Regions from separate parts of the Homo sapiens genome. Here region 1 is linked to region 2. Evidence: chromatin contacts called from ENCODE Hi-C data. All regions are on one chromosome and are shown on one strand. The core of a region is the stretch at or near the end of the contact, and the rest is flanking DNA. Distances in the headings are between cores, read along the strand shown.

Region 1 (4,594 bases), core at 101-2,600, 2.3 Mb before region 2:
AGATGGACACATCATGCTTTTCTGGTTTTCTTCCTCTAGACTATGTTTTACTAAACCCTTTATAGTAAGTATGCAAAATTTTAATAACTGGGGAACTGTACCATCCTTAGGTTGTTTAGTGCCTCTCTGGGGCTGAATTCATCTCAGCTGGAAGGGCTCTCCTTCCACAGGCTGCCTCGAATCCCTCACACCCTCTCAGGGCCCTGTGCATGGCTTCCCACCCCAGTCACGTGACTGCATTCTGGACTTTGAGCTCATCAGGAAAGTAACTGGGGCTTGGTCTTCCCTGACTGCAGGATCATGGGAAACAAAGATACAGTGAGCCTGACAGGGAGGAGAGGGAACCAGAACAGGCCACACAGGAGGAACGGAGATGGGAGTTCATAAGGCTTGTGGGCAACTAGGGGGAGTGGGCAGCCTCGGGAATGACCATGGGAGAGGAAGCTGAAGGCTAGCGGCTCAGTAACAACAGACTCATCCCTGCAGACAGAGTCATCAGAAGGTGATGGGACCTCAGAGACCTCTGGGGCCAGGGGTAACATGGAGTGATGCAGGGGAGGGACAGGAGTGGAGGGGATGGTAGTCACCGGTCAAAGCGAAAGAGATTCCAAGCCCACCTCTGGAGAGAGACAGGACATGCAGAGAAAGGACCTCACTCCATTTAGAGGCCTCTGGCTCTTCTGGGAGAACCAGCCATCTTTCAGTTATGTGAAGAGATGGGGTGTGGGCAGGGGCATCTGCAAGGAGGGATGGGGGTGCAGGAGCTTCTTTATGCAAAGGTGGAGGCTCAGGCAAGAGGGTGGAGAGGAAGACCGGACTTCACTAGACTGACTACAGATGCAGTCCATCTGTTGGGTGCAGCCAATGTGCAACCTTGGCTAGCCACACAGAAGAGGGTCTCCCTCTCAACCATCCATGGGAGCAGAGTAGCCAACAGGAAGGTGGGGTAGGGACAGGAAGAGAAAGGACTGAGAGCTGGTCCACGCTGCTATGTTTAGGCAGGGCTCAGAAGTAATACTAATGATGAGGTGTTTTGAGGCATGGACCACAGGGACATTCAGTGTAGGATGAACCTGCCTGAAGGAAGCCAACTCTGCAACAAAGATGGACACAGACTAGCCTGCCCTTCCCACTGGCAGTGGCGACAGATCCCACATGCAGCAAGACATTAGAAAGACAAGACCGGGGGGGAACATGATCCATCAGGACTTGGCCCCACAGCAGCCCCACCTTGCACTTGACCATCTCTGCCCCGCCTGGGGCAGCCCTGCAGCCACAAGCCCAGTTTCAAGAAATACCTGTTTCTGACCACAAGCATCACAAGAGTGAAACTAAGCAATGCTTGCTTCCTGTCTCCTAGCACGAAAACTAGTAGGACTGACTGGGTCACAAAACACAAAGAATTCGATGAATGGAAAAAATGAAAAGCAAATTTGGGGTAATGGTAACCTAGAGAGAAGGTGGGAAGGCATATGTAGTTTCAAGTGTATTGGTCATGAAAATGTCTAAAGCTGAGTTGCGATTCACTGTATTGTTATTCCTATCATTTTTCACATAAAGGACTGCCTAATAAACATTTTATTATTATAGAGTACATGCCAAAATCATTATTAGCACAGGTTGAGTATCCCTTATCTGAAATACTTGACACCAGAAGTGGTTAGGGTTTGGAATTTTTTTAAGATTTTGAAATATTTGCATTATATACGTACAGATTCAGCACACCTAATCCAAAAATCTGAAATCCAAAATGCTCCAATAAGCATTTCCTCTGAAGGTCATGTCAGTGCTAAAAAAGTGTCAGGTTTGGAAGTACTTCAAATTTTGGATTTTCAGATCAGGGATGTTCAACCTCTATTATGCTTTCACTTATTTTCAAAAAAGCAATGTAAGTATAATTTTTTCAAGTGTAAGCTTAGATCAAAAGCTTTGCATTTCTCTTAAATGCAAGAGGACACATATATCTTTTTGCATCACATCCCAGGGTTGCTCAGAGGCTCATCCCTGGATGTCAACCACACTTGCCTACTGTCAGCACTGACTGGCTGGTCGCTGGCCTCCCTGTGACAGGCCCACTGGGGAGACACCTCCATTCTGGCAGGTGTGACAAGTGGAGGGGCCATTGCACAGAGGCCCACAGCTGCCCCTCTCTGCTTTCCAGGACAGCCAGTTGCACCTGCCTCTAGGTGCCCACCTTTCTGTTGGCTGCTTTCGTTTTTAATCCCACTCTTCTTCAGACTGCCCTCCTTGCAGGGCCCCATATTCTGAACCAGGTGCAACCAATCCTAACATCCCTTGAGGCCCTGCTCTGACTGGTGCCAATAAGCTAAACCACAGCTGGCCAAGATAGGAAAAGTGATTTAACCTGCTGTCCCTCTAGGATGGGATTTTACCCAGATCTCCAGAGTCTCAGCCCAATAATGTGGGAACCACAGGTGTAAAGGCAAAGAGGAAAAAAGCAGGATACAGAAAACATTTTACAGCAAGGTGGCCCAACAGGGTCCCTCACATCACCTGCTGTGCCACTTTAACGTGGCTTCTGCTTAAATTTCAAGTTTAAAAAATTATATTTATTTTAAAGACAGGATCTTACTCTGTCAACTAAACTGGTCTCAAACTCCTTGCCTCAAGTGATCCTCCCACTGCAGCTTCCCAAAAAACTGGGATTACAGGTGTGAGCCTAAACTTGGAGCTTTTAAAGTACACAGTGTTGAGTTGTTAAGCCAGGACAAGACATCAAACAATCCAACTCCAACATGGCAAACTCGTAATGAAGGGAGAAGGAGAGGCAAAGGTGCTGCTGAGAAAACCTTTCACTAGAGAACGGAAAGCCCAGCCAGAGGTGGTGCGTGGACAGGGAGCACCCTGAAGACCAGCAAGCTAGCTGACACTCAAGGCCAGCTGAGCATCACATTTACAGGCTGTCACAGCCTCCCTGTCTTCCTGGGATTCTGCAAAACACAATTCCACAGGGAGGACAAGCACTTAGAATTCTCCCCTGGTACAAAGCCTGCTTGCTCACATTGGATCACTTGGAAACATAATAAATCCTTCCTTCCCCATTAATCTGTTACTGAGGCTCAATGTGATATAATCATTTTATATAGAGAATTCTGTCACTGAATCTTTATATCTAAAACCACTTCAGATAGCTAAAACATATGCCAGCCTTAAGCCAAATGCAGCTCCCTAAAGAAACCAGCACCCCAAAGAGACCACAGGATTATCCAAGAGCCACAGGCAACCAGAATAAAACTGGAGGAGCGAGGGTTCTGGCTGCCAAGAGTGGTCGATTTATGCGTGCCAAGGGACCAAGCCCCCACTGGTATAGGAAATGTATGCCATTTCTTTCCCCCCAGGGAATTTTCAGAGGAAGACATCCTTGCTCCACACAGGATCACACCAGGTCCACATTCCTCCAAGTCTCCTGTTCACTTCCTGGCCTCTCTGTGGGGTGAGGGATTACAATGGGCAGCAGGTGGTGACACCCTCCACCTTGAGAGGGACGTGTCAGATGCAGGAAAAGTTCACAGTGCTCTGATTAAATTATGTTTTGTTAGGACACCCCCTCCCCAGTGTTGGCATTGAAAGGTAACTAGCAGAAGAACTTGAAGCACACCTGTGTAACTCAAGGTCAGTCCCCAGGTGCTGCTTTGCTCTCTTTGGGCCTCAGTTTCCTAAACTGCACACTGGTAATGCACAGCCTGCAGCCTGAGAAGCATGTGAGAATGGAGCACGTGCAGCACCACAACTCCTTCCTGGGGCTGGAAGGGTCCAGAGTGTGCGGCACCCTGCCCCCCACTCACCCTCCACAGGCCAGCACAGGGGGAGTTTGGCTGCGGAGACGGACACACGCGCCCTGGGGCTGCAGCTGGCAAGAAGACAGGCTAGTGGAAGATTCAGTGCTCTCCGGTCTGAGGCTGCCAGCAATGCAAGGGACTGGAGACGGGCACATTCTGCCTGGCAAGGGATGGGGGCCAGGAGTGAGGGACCATGTGTGCAAATGCACGGGAGCTAGCTGGCCACCTCAGTCATTTACTCCTTCAGTGCACAGAGGGTCACCAAGGCCTGGGGCCAAGTGAGAGGACAGACACCCATAGGAGAAAGAGCCCAGACTCAGCCCTTAATGCCCAGAATGTCAGTGCAGGGGAACCACAGTCAGTGATGATGTTCCTAACACAGGTAAAATGACGACAGTCCTTTCTACAGCAAAAAGCTGCTCTGTGTCGTAAGAGCATATGATAGGGCACCAGATAAAAATCTGGTAAGTCACTCCACCTCTCTCTGAGCATCCCTTCCCTCCTCTGCAAAATGGAAATGAATAATAATTACCTCATCAGGTAGCTGGGGATTAATAAACTGATCCTAGACAGACATCTGGCCCAATGCCCAGCATATGGTAAATGCTCAGTGAGCCAACCTCTCAGGGCTGAGTTCCCCACCCACCCAAGACAGTCAGAACCAGGAGCCCCTGGCAAGGCTCCACCCAATGCCCTACAGAAACAGAAAAAAAGCTTTAGTTTCAGCAGAGGCTGAGAAGGCAGGCCTCTGGGGCTGGCAGGGAGGGTGTCAGCCAGAGGCTCCGTGTCTAGCG
Region 2 (4,586 bases), core at 1,708-4,207:
ACCTCCTGGGTTCAAATGATTCTCGTGCCTCAGCTTCCTGAGTAGCTGGGATTACAGGCACATGCCACTACACCCAGCTAATTTTTATATTTTTAGTAGAGACAGGGTTTCACCATGTTGGCCAGGATGGTCTCGATCTCCTGACTTCATGATCTGCCCACCTCGGCCTCCCAAAGTGCTGGGATTACAGGTGTAAGCCACCGTACCCTGCCTGTGCTTTTTTGTGTTCTAAGAAAACTTTGTCCAGTTCAAGATATAAATATTTTCTCCTATGTTTTTCTTCTATACATTGCATAATTTTAGATTTTACATTTAGGTCTTTGATCTGTTCCAGTTAGTTAATTTTTATATGTGGTGTGAGTTAAGGGTCTTAGATGACATTTAGTATGTCTCCAACATTATTTCTTATTTCGTACGAGGCAGAATGGGAGTCTCACTCCCCTATTATTTTCTCCCTCGCCTTATTCCATATACATTATAGGAAATGTGTTTTTGTTTTTTTGTTTTTTAAGAGGAAAGAGACAGAAAGATTTGCTAATATGGGGGTAGCCAGTATACTCCGTTTTTACTCAATAGTGTCATGTTGCTTTCCCTACATTATTTTTTTTTTATTTTTTATTTTTTAGATAGAGTCTTGTTCCATCACCCAGGCTGGAGTTCAGTGGCACAATCTCGTCTCACTGCAACCTCCACCTCCCAGGCTCAAACAATTCTCCTGCCTCAGCCTCCTAAATAATGGGATTAAAGGCATGTGCCACCACTCTCAGCTAATTTTTGTATTCTTAGTAGAGACAGGGTTTCACCATGTTGGCCAGGCTAGTCTCAAACTCCTGGCCTCAAGTGATCCACCTGCCTTGGCCTCCCAAAGTGCTAGGAATACAGGAGTGAGCCACCATGCCTGGTCAATATTATCTGCCTTTTATTTTTTATTTTTATTTAGTTTTTCCAATCTGGATGGTATAAAAGGGATATCTCAGTTATAATTTTGATTTCTCTAGTTACTATGGAGTTAAATATTTCTTGTCATACTTGTTAACCATTGGGATTTCCCTTGCATGAATTGCCTATTATAACTATAATCCTTTTTTATTTTTTTTTCTTAGAGACTGAATCTCACTCTGTCACCCAGGCTGGAGTGCAGTGGCCCCATCTTGGCTCACTGCAACCTCTGCCTTCCGGGTTCAAGCAGTTCTCCTGACTCAGCCTCCCGAGTAGCTGGGAGGGACTACAGGCACCTGCCACCATGCCTGGTTAATTTTTTATTTTTATTTTTTGTATTTTTGGTAGAGACGGGGTTTCACCATGTTGGCCAGGCTGGTCTCGAACTCCTGACCTCAGGTGTTCTACCCACCCTGGCCTCCCAAAGTGCTGGGATTACAAGCATAAGCCACTACGTCCGGTCGACTATATCCATTTTTATGTTGATATTTTTCCTGTAGTTCCCCTGGTTTTCTTCTTGATTTGTAAAAATTCCTTGTATATGCCAAAATATAATTTCATAATAGTTTATTTTATTTATGAAATTATAAATAGGGTCCATGGGAGTGGAGTGAACAGCGTACATGTCACTAACTGTCTGAAGGTTGAGGAGAAACTCAGGACCTAGGTGGTGGTGGGGTGGCCACCACCATTTAATAGACTGGAAAATAGGATGGAAGTTGGGGGTGTGGTGGAACAGGGCCACAGGGAGTGGGTTTTCACCAGTCGAAAAGTGGGCAGAGCCCTTCGGATGCGGCCGACTGGCTGTCATGCAGCTGCGGTGCCTGGAGAACTCAAGATCTCCTCCATCGACATGGCAGAGGATGAGCAAGTGGGAAAATCGCACAGGGCTTTTTATTGCCTGAGTCTGGAGGTGGTGTTTCATTGGCTGGAGTAAGTCACATGGCTCTGCCAAGTGTGAGAGGTCTGTGTAGGGTAAGCCTCTGCGTCTGGTAGGGAGGAGGTTGGGACCAGCGACTACCAGTCATATTCACTGCAGGATGTGTGCTGCGGTCTCCGGTCTCCTGGGGGCAGGCCCGGCCTTACAGCCCATCCCTGGACCCACCTCGGGAGGGGAAAAACTGCAGGGCTCTGGGAGCGCCGCCACCAGGGAAGGGCTGCTGGGATCAGCCGGGAAGGAGGAAGGGAAGGGGGAGAGGGGCTTGGGTCCCTTGATGCTGCCTGAGGAGGGCTGGTGGACACTGCCTGGGGCTCCCTGCCAGGCCCTATTGGGCTAACAGTAGGCTTTTGTTTTCAGTAAGGGACCTCCCCTCCTGCCTTTCGTTCTGAGGGCATTGCAAAGGGCTCAGAGAGGGGCAGCTCCACATAGGAACTGTGATGGGTTATGAGCAACGCATTTCTGTCTTCTGCCATCTTTTCTGTGTGTTCCAAATTTCCTAGTGTTGGGGGATTTCTGGGATAATTAGGGAAAATAACAAATGTGTGATAGACTTGTGCAGGGTGGTGTGGTAGGTGAGGCTCCGGCCCAGAGTGAGGGCTCCTTCCCCTGACATGGGCATCTCCAGGGCCTCCCTGCCCATCCCATGGGCATCCTTATTCCTGGCTCACAGCAGTGGGGTCACCTCCCCAGGGTTCCCACTTAGTAGCTGAGGAAAGTGGGGCTCAGCTGGCTTGCGGGCCCTGCCTGAGGCCACATGGTGTGCCTCCGGATGCTGGGCTGGCCGTCTCACTCCTTCCCCTCTGCCTTAGTGCTGGCCTAGGCTGAGGCTGCCCGGGAGACCACATTAGACACATTTGAAACCGTCTGTCTCTTCAGGAGAGCAGACTCAGATGTAAATTCCTTCAGCCCCCAAGGAGCTAAAAATAAGAGGCCTGTGCCCCTACAGCAACCCAGGAAAGGCCACGTGAAAACCCAGCAGCTGGGGGCGGAGGCTGGGGGCGCGGGGCCCAGCAGTGTTGGAGGGGTGGAAACAGGATGTGAGCAGAGAGGGGGCTGTGAGAAGCAAGGTGACACCCAGCAGAGGCGGCCACCTGGTACAGCATGTTCTGAGCCACGGAAAAAGACCCTGGGCTGCGTGGGAGCCCTTACATCCTGCTTGGAGACAGGCCTCCCCCATTTGGCCTGGCTGTTGGCCAGGGCAGAATCTGACCCCTGCACTGGGATGGTGGGCAAGAGAAGGACAGGATGTTGCCTTTCAGAGAGATGGGGATCAAACCTTAATAAGGGCTCCCGGCTCCCCCAGGGAGGCCTGGTACCTACCCAAGGCCACCAATGGAGAAACAGGGTAAATAGCTCACCAGCTGTCCATCAGCCAACACTGCAGGCCAGGCCTGAGCCAGGTGTGGGGAAAGCGAACCCGCCAAGGCCCACTCGCTGGCTTCAGGGAGGCACCAGTATTGGGTGGGTGCCTTGATGAGGCCTGTGAAGGCCAGAGGCGAGCCCAAGCTCTGGGAGGCTCTGGGAGAAGCCCTTGATTCAGCCTGGGGATCTGGGAAGCCTTCCTGGAGGAAGCGAAACCTGAGGGGTCTCAAGGATGGGCAGGGGAGGGGTGGGTGAAGCCATTCCGGGCAGGTCGGCCAGCACAGGGCGCAGAGGAAACCCCCGGCCTGAGTGGTGTGGTCAATGTCACCGGGGCCTTTGTGCCCACCTAGCCTGAGCCTGCCCCCCTTGGCCTGCTCAGGGCTTTTCCTGAGATCCCTCCTCTCTGAGGTCTGCAGCCTCCCCTCTGGCCCATCATTCTCTTTCCTTGTCAGGTCCATGGCTCCCCCACACCTTCAGCCAGCCTCGGGGTCCTCCTTCACAGTCCAGACCACAGTCAAGTCTCACTTAGTGGAAGGCTTGTCCCCCCACTTCCCCAGCAGCCCCAACTGAGGGGTGCCACGAGGCTCACTGAGTCACCATCCCCTTCTGGTGGTTCAACGCTTTTTCCTTGATTTGTAACCAGACTTTTTGTCCTAGAGCTTTTCATACACATTTATGTTCATGTAGAATGTAGGCCGGGTGCGGTGGCTCACGCCTGTAATCCCAGCACTTTGGGAGGTCGAGACAGATTGCTTGAGCCCACGAGACCAGCCTGGGCAACACGGTGAAACTCCATCTCTACCAAAAATACAAAAAATTAGCCGGGTGTGGTGATGTGCGCCTGTGGTCCCAGTTACCCAGGAGGTTGAGGTGGGAGGATGGCTTGTGTCCGGGAGGTTGAGGCTGCAGTGAGCTGTGATCGCACCACTGCCCTCTAGCCTGGGTGACAGAGCTGTCTAAAAAAGAAAAAAAAAAAAAAACTGAAACAAAACAAACCAAAAAACAAACAAGAATGTACAGCTTTCTCTTTTTTGTTTTTATTGAAATGGGATCATACTATACGAACTTATTTTGCAACTCACTTGTCTTCACTGTATCTTGAAGCTTGTTCTAGATCAGTGTGTGTAGATTTACCTCATTATTTGTTTTTACAGATACTTGATAGAAGTGTAAAAACTTTGTATTCCATTTTTCCTCCCAATACAGACAATGCTGCCTTGGAAATCTTTGGACAAGTTTCTTCACCCAGAAGAGAGGTTGCAGGGTTGAAGAGCATGTGCTTTAAACATTTGGATAGGTTCTGTCAAATTGCTTTCTTTAAACACACGTTATCAACCAACTTACA

The links. Hi-C counts contacts between places; a loop is a spot of excess contacts on that map. Pooled maps may share reads with other maps.
Region 1: a loop to region 2 is called in a map with no recorded cell type, with 10 times the contacts of the local background. The contact joins two enhancer-like sites. A Hi-C loop is called at or near these places in 5 of 37 single-sample maps with no recorded cell type and 2 of 50 pooled maps.

Annotation. Positions count from the first base shown.
Region 1 is chr2:98,480,092-98,484,685 of GRCh38, reverse strand. All of the region lies in intron 1 of INPP4A (inositol polyphosphate-4-phosphatase type I A), which reads right to left. Among named protein-coding and RNA genes, the nearest start is that of INPP4A, 38 kb to the right of the region's middle. RefSeq lists an enhancer at 1,338-1,457. Within about 2 kb of position 1,350, at least 9 of the 41 ENCODE cell types and tissues checked have a DNase peak (open chromatin) inside an H3K27ac peak, as active enhancers do.
Region 2 is chr2:96,162,267-96,166,852 of GRCh38, reverse strand. No RefSeq gene overlaps it. Among named protein-coding and RNA genes, the nearest start is that of DUSP2, 19 kb to the right of the region's middle. RefSeq lists enhancers at 1,706-1,785, 2,046-2,095, 2,976-3,255. Within about 2 kb of position 2,957, at least 10 of the 41 ENCODE cell types and tissues checked have a DNase peak (open chromatin) inside an H3K27ac peak, as active enhancers do.